Regions from separate parts of the Mus musculus genome. Here region 1 is linked to region 2. The links are chromatin contacts, found by Hi-C or POLR2A ChIA-PET in ENCODE. All regions are on one chromosome and are shown on one strand. The core of a region is the stretch at or near the end of the contact, and the rest is flanking DNA. Distances in the headings are between cores, read along the strand shown. Region 1 holds the start of Tmem86a (transmembrane protein 86A). Region 2 holds the start of Spty2d1 (SPT2 chromatin protein domain containing 1).

Region 1 (4,184 bases), core at 570-3,069, 42 kb before region 2:
CCCTGTCAGCCTAAGCTCCCAGCTGTGTGGAACTGGAGTAAGGTCACAGGGAAACCACAGAAATGCACTGACTGGCCAACTCATGACCCAAGCTTTAGAGCCAGGACTCGGGCTTAAAGCCCTGGCAACACCAGGTGAGTGTCAGGAATGTAGGGGTGACAGTACCTCCACCCCACAAGCTTTCTGTCCTGCCTGCCCCCGCCCCGACCTTCCACTCTACCTATGTCAGACTAAAGGTGGCATCAAGGACAAAGAGAGGTGCTAGGGATGCTGGGAAGAGAACTAGATCTGTGTTGGGAGAAGAAACAGTGTTTGAAAGGCCAGAGGTTTCCAGGCTAGGAAAAGGGGATGTTGGCCATTTCTTTCCCAGAGAACAAGAGCAACTTGAGGCACCAGAGACAGGAAGGGGGGTGGGGAGGGCTTCTGATCTGGAGCCAGCAGACAGGCTGGGAGGAGATGGGGAACTGAGAGGGGGAAGTTGGCCAGCTGACTGGGTCTCAGCTGGATTAGGGGGAGGGCAGCTAAAGAAAGGTTTTACTCAAGGCCACTGCAGGCAGAGTCTGAGCAGGGGGAGGAGATTCTGCAGATGTTCTGTGGTCTCCCGAAGCTCCTTCCCCTGGCCTGCAAGTTCAGGGTTTCTGAGCATGAATTGGAGCAGTTGAGGTTCCCTATAGACCCATACTCCAACAAAAGTGCTCTGACTGTGTGTGAGCAAGCCACTCCACACAGGACTCTGAAGGGACAAGACACTTAGATCCCCTGGCAACCAGGTACCTGATGCAACTAGGAAAGGGTAGAGAAGAGACATATAGTGGGTCCAGAGTACAAGCCTGCTCTTGTTTTTCCAGAGGTTAGAGATGGGAGCAGAGTTGACACTCCCTTCCCATGGAAACTCCCTTATCAGGGATAGTCAGAGTGAGGGCAAGGCCAAAGGGAGGAAACGGGGGGGGGGGGGGGGGGGAGGGATGCCCAGCTCCACCTGTCAGCCTTCAGAAACATCACCTTTGCATGCCCAGCTCCACCTGTCAGCCTTCAGAAACATCACCTTTGCTCCCCCTCCCCCTACTCCCCAGACCCATATTTCCTAGAAGAAACTGGCAGTAAGTGGTGAAATCATGACAGTCAGAGAAGCCAGCCTTAGAAGTGTGAAGAGACAACTCAAAGGCTGGAGTTGAGAAAGTCTGGAAAGGAGGTCAGGTCAACAGAGAGAGGTCCACCTTCACCTATCGCCTGAACAGCGTTACTAAGACAGAGGCGTCACCTCCTGCACCTACAATATTAAGAGAAACTTGGGGCATTCCCAGGAAGTCGGCACCCCCCTGCACCCTCTCGAATGCTTCCCTGAGGGTCCACCACACAGAACCCTAGGGCCTGCAGCATCCAGTTCCAGGCCAAGACCTGCAGACCCGCTCCAGACACTCATGGATCAACAGTCACGCTTCCGAGTCACGTGCACAATGTTTTCCTCCCTCCCGCGGGCAGACGAGGGGCGCGCGTAGGAGGGACGCTACAAGAGTGAGGAGCTAAAAACCGTGACAGCAGCCGCTTCCCCGGAGGGGACAGCACCTTCCTCCGCCCCCCTCGGCGGCCCGGCTTGCCGCTGCCTCGTCCCAGGCCCGGGGGGCTTGGCCGCGGGCTCGCGCGCTCGCGCACTCACCACAGTGACCGGAGACACCATGGCGGCGGCGGCTGCGGCTGCGGCTGCTGGCACCCGCTCCGGGTTGCACCACCAGGACGCACCCAGAGCCAGGTGAGCAGACGACCGAACAAAGCTGGGGTGAAGCACAATACCTCCCGCGCGCTGGGCGCTCAGAGTACTGTCTGTGAACCCGACGACGTCACCACAGACCCAGCCAATGAACGGGCCGAAGCCTCGTATGGGCGGAGCCCTGCTGGCGGCGCCGGCCGGGCTCCCTCTGTTTCTGCGTTGAAAAGGAGATCCTCCCACCCCCGGGCGTGGGCGTGGCCTTCAGGCCACGCCTCTTAGGGAGGCGTGCCAGGGCATCCCGGAACGTGACGGCGACCCCCAAGGTTGGATAGCCAGCCTGGCTAAGAGACAGGCACACCACTGACCCGGAGCACAGCGAGATGCATCTTCTCTTAACACCGGAACAAAAAGCAAAGGCAGATTCTCGTCAACCTTTAAACATACCATCTAGGCGGATGCAATTCCTTTAAGACATGTCTTTGACAATGTCCCAATGTGTCCCAATGGACACAGAGGATCAACAGACACTCAACGTTCAGCATGGTAAGAGATATGTATCCAGGCACACAATATACTATATAGACTCGTAGTAGCATTAAGCACGCGTGGACACTTGTACACTAAACAAATAAAGCTACAGAAAGGGAGCTGTGGGTTGACCATCATCCTTCACCGTACCATGAAAGACACGATGAAAGCAAGCAGCAGCCTGTATGTGGACCCCATAACAGCAATGAGTAAACAAATTACAGGCACTAGGTTGCCTTGAACATACACCCCTCACAGCTGCAGCAACGGTGACCAAAAGACCCAAAGGCGTGTAAACTGGCTGCCAGAAAAACAATAAAATGGTTATAATACTAGTGGTTTGAAGCATGTTTAGAAGTATGTGTTCAGAATTTGGTGGATTGGCAAGGAGTCAAATGGACTGCAATGCGGCTGTGTTTGCCACTTCCATAGCCTTTGCCTCTGTAGCCTAGATTTCCTCAACTGTAAAATGCATGGGTGACCTCTAAGGCTCTGCTCAATCCAGACACGTTGTGTAGGATGAAGAAGGGGAAAGGTACCTGGTTTCGGGAAGTACAAGTCTATCTAGCAGGCTACATGGGGATGCAGGTTTCCAAATACATCCAAAAGGGTAGGAATGTGGTCTGTAATATACACAAAGCTTTCAGCGGTTGGAAAGGCAAAGAACGCTGGCCACTCCTGAGATGGGGATACAGGGCTGTATACTAGACCCCAACCTCGTGCTGGCCAGGGAGAGACACATACTGAACTCTCCAGTGAGCTCTTCCTGAGGTCATTCTCTTCATTTCCCCCTCCAGGCCTTCCCCAGCCATCCTGGTCCCTAAACTACCGACCTGACATCCCCTCAGAGAGGGACAGCCCTTTTCCTAGTGACAGTATTGACAACCGAAAATTCCAAATGTCATCCAAAAAAGGTGAGAGTCAAGGTTTGAGGGAGGGGAGTCACATGCCTAATCTCTAGGCACACTCATGTTTTTTCCTAGTTAGCAGCTTCTCACCTACATTATCTGAATGAGCAATGAGAATGGCTGCCCCCAAGGCTTTGTCATATACACTATTACCAAATGTGTTGCTCAGAAAGAACATTGAACTGAAAGCAACACGGACTTGGCCCCTCCTTGCCTGGGACTTACTGGTGGTGTAATTGGGCACACGCTACTCCATCTTTGGAGCCTCAGTCTCCCATCAACAGGTTATAAAATCACCACACGCATTTACAAACCTTCCCATGTCACTTAAGGGTGTAGTCAAGCCAGGCATTTTTGTTTCTCTGGACCCTAGTTTGCCTAATTATAAAGATGAGACTGTGAACTTTTAAGAGGATTTCTCTTACTAGGGGAAGAGTGAATGTAGTTGAGGTCAGAGTTGTCAGAACTCCCGGACGTGGTATACAAGCATCTGTGAATTGCCCGAATGGCAACTCTGCTGGGACCAGAACTCTGGTCCTCTGCAAGAGCAGTGCTTTAACCCACCAAGCCATCTCTCCAACCCCTGAGACCGTAAACTTTAATAGTTGGGGCCAGCCAAAATTACTGGAGACCAACATGTTGTTGGTCATAGTGGCACACACCTCTAATCCCAGCACTCAGGAGGCAGAGCTAGGTGGATCTCTTGAGTTTGAGGCCAGCCTGGTCTACATAGTGAATCCAAGATAGCCAGGGTTCTGTTACACAAGAGAAAGAAAAAAAGAAAGTCAATGTCCTACCTTAGCCCTACTAATTCACCAATTGTCATAAGCTTCATATACAAATACCTAAAGATACAAAAAAATAAAAGGTCTAAAAATGTTATTCACAGGATTTTACTACCAGTAGGCAAAGTAATTACATAAGTAGGTGGCCCACAAAAGCATAGCACCACTCCTCCGTGCCACTTCTAAGACTGCCCTCTTGCCCATTCAGAGTTGTTTGTTGTTTTGTTTTGAGACAGAGTCTCACTGTATGGCTCT
Region 2 (4,313 bases), core at 1,613-4,112:
CCAGTCTCTAGGCTCACCCCCAAGACCAACAGCTCCAGGTTAGTCCCCAAACAAACTGCACCCCAGCTTACAAGCCCACCCCTTGCCTAACGACCACCAATGCAGAAGGGAGCATTCCCAGCACCAACCAATTATGTTAAAGGCCACGGGAGCTTTCCAATTAGATGCTTGTACATGTATTCCCTGCTTGCTGCTTACTATTAAGCCTTGCCCTGATAGACATTCCGGGCTCCCGAACTACCAAAACTGTCCTGTGTGACAGTGGTGGGGGGCCCAAGCTAGCTCGAACAGAATAAAGACCCTTCTATGAGTTGCATCATATTGGCTTCTTTGTGTGTTTTGGGGGATCACCAACATTTCCCTGGCACAACAATCTTATTTCTTGTTTGTTTGTTTGTTTGTTTGTTTTTTCAGACAGGGTTTCTCTGTATAGCCCTGGCTGTCCTGGAACTCACTTTGTAGACCAGGCTGGCCTCGAACTCAGAAATCCGCCTACCTCTGCCTCCCAAGTGCTGGGATTAAAGGCATGAGTCACCACTGCCCAGCTAACAATCTTATTTCTTATCACCGTAAATATACCTGCTAAGTCCTTGATTCAATCTGTACTCACGTTCCAACTGCAACTCTATTAAATTCTAATTTTGCCAGCTGAAGTATAGGAGACCCAACTAAATCCAATTTCAGAAGCATAAGAAAGGTTTTAACTGCCATTTATTTGCAAACTCTAGCAACGCTCCACTCTGCACTTTCCTTAATCAGTGGTTACTACTTTCTGTGTTATAGTTACTCATGATCAATCTGCTGAATTAATTGTTTCTCCTTGTAAAGGTAGTGTAACGGTTGTCAACTTGACTATATCTGGAATGAACTACAATCCAGAATTGGAGGGCTCACCTGTGATCCAGATCTTGAAGCTGGAAGACACAAGTTTCTGACCTGGATCTTGGCAAGGAAATTTCTGAGTTCAAGGTCAGCCTGGGGCAAAGCAAGTCCCAGATCCAGGCTTGGTGGTACACACACACCTTTAATCTGGGCCACACCTTACGTTGGACCACACCTTATGCAAGGCCACACCTTATGCTGGAGCCTATATAAGGACACTGGAAGAAGGAAGAATCACTTTTTTTTTTGCCTTAACTTACTTGCTAGGAGATCTGTTGGAACTTCCACAGAAGACCAGCCAAGACGACTAGCCTTGTGGGACTAAGTACTAGATTCTTGGACTTCCCATTCATAGTTGGCCATCGTTGGACTACAAACTGTAAATAATCACAATAAATTCCCTCACTATAGAGACATTTCATAAGTTCTGTGACTCTAAAGAACCCTGACTAATACAGATAGGGGTTCTGCCATTCCCTTACTCCTGACTGAATTACCACAAGCAGCGGCAGTAATTTAACATTAGCTACTGTGCATGTTCTCTCTCTCTCTCTCTCTCTCTCTCTCTCTCTGACACACACGCATGCGTGTGCGCGCGCACACACACACACACACACACACACACACGCACACACACATATACGCATGCTCATTACTACTATATAGTTACTGACAGTTTCATGGGTACACATTTACAGCAGCTCAGATGAGCTAATTTAACATGGAAGAGACATGCCCTGTTTAGTAGTGCACAACTAAGTTCTGGTATTCTATGGAGCCCTTACTAATATACAGGCAAAAACACTCACACACAAAAATGTATATACGTATGTATTAAAAAGCATCTATAAGTACAAAAAAAGTATCTATAAAAGGAATATTATGTTGAGTTAGGGGCGGGTTCTTAAGATATCTGAGGCTGAGGAAGAGAAAAATTTCTACACTGCCAGCCAGTGATGGTGCATGCCTTTAATCCTTGCACTTGGGAAGCAGAGGCGGGTGGAACTCTGTGAGTGTGAGGCTAGCCTAGTCAACAGAGTAATTTCAGTACAGCCAGAGCTACACAGACAAACCTTGTCTAGGAAAGGAAAGGAAAGGAAAGGAAAGGAAAGGAAAGGAAAGGAAAGGAAAGGAAAGGAAAGGAAATTTAAAATTCTAGGGGGAAGGCAGGCTTCATCTTGGTCTTTTACTCAGCCTGAAGTGGAGCCATTCCAATACAGGCGCTCACATCATCACAGAATAAGGTCTATTGTATACACTCACCCTTTCAGCTGTACAAAAAATAGTAAATAATGCAGCCACCCCCACAGTCCAGTTTAGGGGTATTTCCATCACACCAAACCGGTCCGTAGCCCATTCCCACCCCCAGACTCAGGTATACCTAGTTATTCACGTCTACTTTATTGAGTCGAAATGACCAAATTCAAGATAACGCAAAAGAAAGTCAGGCTAGACTCCCAATGAATGCACTATATTCTGCAGTGCGTCAGAGTCAAGTTCTGCTTGGCATGTGACGAAGGTCTTCGCTCTTTCCCTAGGTTTTTAAAAGAACATCAGGTGCCTCCAGGAGATAACTGGCGTCCCAGGGACAGGATTCTTGTGCGCATGCGTAGCTTCGGGGCTCCAGCGAAACGAAACCGAGATCCCTTGCTCCAGACCTGTCGCACCAGCTGTTGGAATACCGTCATTTGGAATCTGTACATCCACGCGTGACACCTACAGAGCCCAGCTCTAGAAGGGGGTCGGGTCTCTCTTCTTCTCCACCCCCCCCCCTCCCACCCCACCCTCCCCGGATCTCACACTGAAACCCTCTCTCGCCGCGAAGATCCTCGGGCTGACCGCTCTCCCCGCCCCCTTTAGCCACACCCCTAAACTGCCATTTTGCGTCTGATTGGCTAGTAAAAGCCTCAGTCCCACCCATTTGAGCCAACGCCAACGGCCACGTACCCGTTTTCCGTGTCTTATCTCCGAAAGCGGAAGTTGCGCAAATACTTGCGAGCGCTGCGGAGGCGCTGAGCGTGTGTGTGTGAGTGTGTGTGTGTATGTGTGTATACATACACACACATACTTCGTATTCGGCGGCAGCGCGGGGGCGGTACACGGCATTAGAAGGCGCCGGAAGTGTCGGTGTCGAGGGGCGGCGAGAGAAGGGCCACCAAGGCAAGCCAGTCAGTAGCGCTTAGGCTCAGCGAGAGGCAAGACTCGCATCCACCGCGTCCCGAGTCCCCGGCCCAGCCGGGCTTTTCTCTTCGGCCAGACATGGACTTCAGGGAAATCCTCTTGATCGCTTCCAAAGGACAAGGTGTCAACCACGTACCGGTGAGTCCCCGGGGTTGCTGTAGGAAACCCGGGCGTCAAGTTCGTGTGTGGTGGGTGGAACTTCTCGGGGAGCGTCTGTCGGCCTCGGGAAAGCCTGAACTACGCACGCCCTCTTCTGGAGTTTTAGCGGAGGTGTGGGTACACGGGAGCTGGGGATGGAAAAGGGAGCGCTTTCTTGGGGTCGCTTTCGCCAGCTCCTGTGCCCTGAAAAGTAGGCTTTGCGGCTTTCGGTGTTTTTAAGAGTTGCGCAAAGTCGGGGGGGATAAGCCGCGCCTGACTGAATACTGTGTAGCATTAGTAGCGCCTGGCGTCGAATAAACTTCAGCCCCTAAATTGAGGACCAGTATAGTCAGGAAACTCGGGGACTTTTAAGAACTTTAAGGACTTGTCCTGATAGCCTTTGGGTCTTTTAGCGGGTCGAATACGGATTTCCAGGTGAACGTTTTGTGATTTCTTGAAAGCGTTCTCCGGTTCGTGGCCCCACCCACTGAACCAAAGATGGTATCACCTGCCAAGGAGGTATCTTCTGTTGGAAAGAGTTCAGGGCTTTGCAGGAAATCCATAGCCAACTGTGAGGTGATCATGTGGGCTGCGGGTGTGCTGGTAGACCTTTTATTTGCCGTATGTCCCTTGGATCTATCGGTTCCCTGTGCGAACGGATTGGGCAAAGCCTTTTTCAGCTTTCATTTCCTAGTGGGCTTCCAGATTTTTAGGTTCCGTTTGCTCAGTAAATGTGTGAGTTTGATAGTATTTTCAGAGGTAAATACTGAAGTGGTCCCACATCTGCTTTCTGGGGTTATAGCTGTTTTGCATAAACTACTCATTTCTGGATCACCAGAAGGTACCCACAGAACAGCTGTAAACCGATATATCGCAATGTGATACCCGAGATTTAATCTGTGAAGTGTCCAACTTAAAAGAACCTTCTAGAGTCAATCAGTTGGAATTTGCGATCTCACTTGGATTCTGCATTTCCTAATTTTGTATGTTGCAGTATTTTTTCCTATCTTGTCACTTCCTGTCAAATCCAGCCTATTTTTTAACCCTTGAGTATATCTACCTAAATTAATGAGTAAACGTAGTTATATTTGTATGCATGCACACACACACAC

Evidence for each region. A loop is a pair of places that touch in the nucleus more often than their neighbours do. ChIA-PET counts read pairs that join two places held with the same protein, here RNA polymerase II (POLR2A).
Region 1: a loop to region 2 is called in a map of left cerebral cortex, with 3 times the contacts of the local background. The contact joins the promoter of Tmem86a here to the promoter of Spty2d1 in region 2. A Hi-C loop is called at or near these places in 1 of 37 maps with a recorded cell type or tissue (left cerebral cortex). POLR2A ChIA-PET finds 5 or more read pairs at or near these places in 2 of 5 experiments (Patski and embryonic stem cell).

What each region holds. Positions count from the first base shown.
Region 1 is chr7:47,048,275-47,052,458 of GRCm38, reverse strand. Tmem86a (transmembrane protein 86A) reads right to left here and starts at 1,819. Exons shown (of 3, transcript NM_026436.3): 1 at 1,658-1,819. The coding sequence starts at 1,678.
Region 2 is chr7:47,006,963-47,011,275 of GRCm38, reverse strand. It overlaps Spty2d1 (SPT2 chromatin protein domain containing 1), which reads left to right and starts at 2,862. Exons shown (of 6, transcript NM_175318.4): 1 at 2,862-3,201. The coding sequence starts at 3,142. Gm32031 (predicted gene, 32031) reads right to left here and starts at 2,722. Exons shown (of 2, transcript NR_166573.1): 1 at 2,683-2,722; 2 at 2,268-2,552.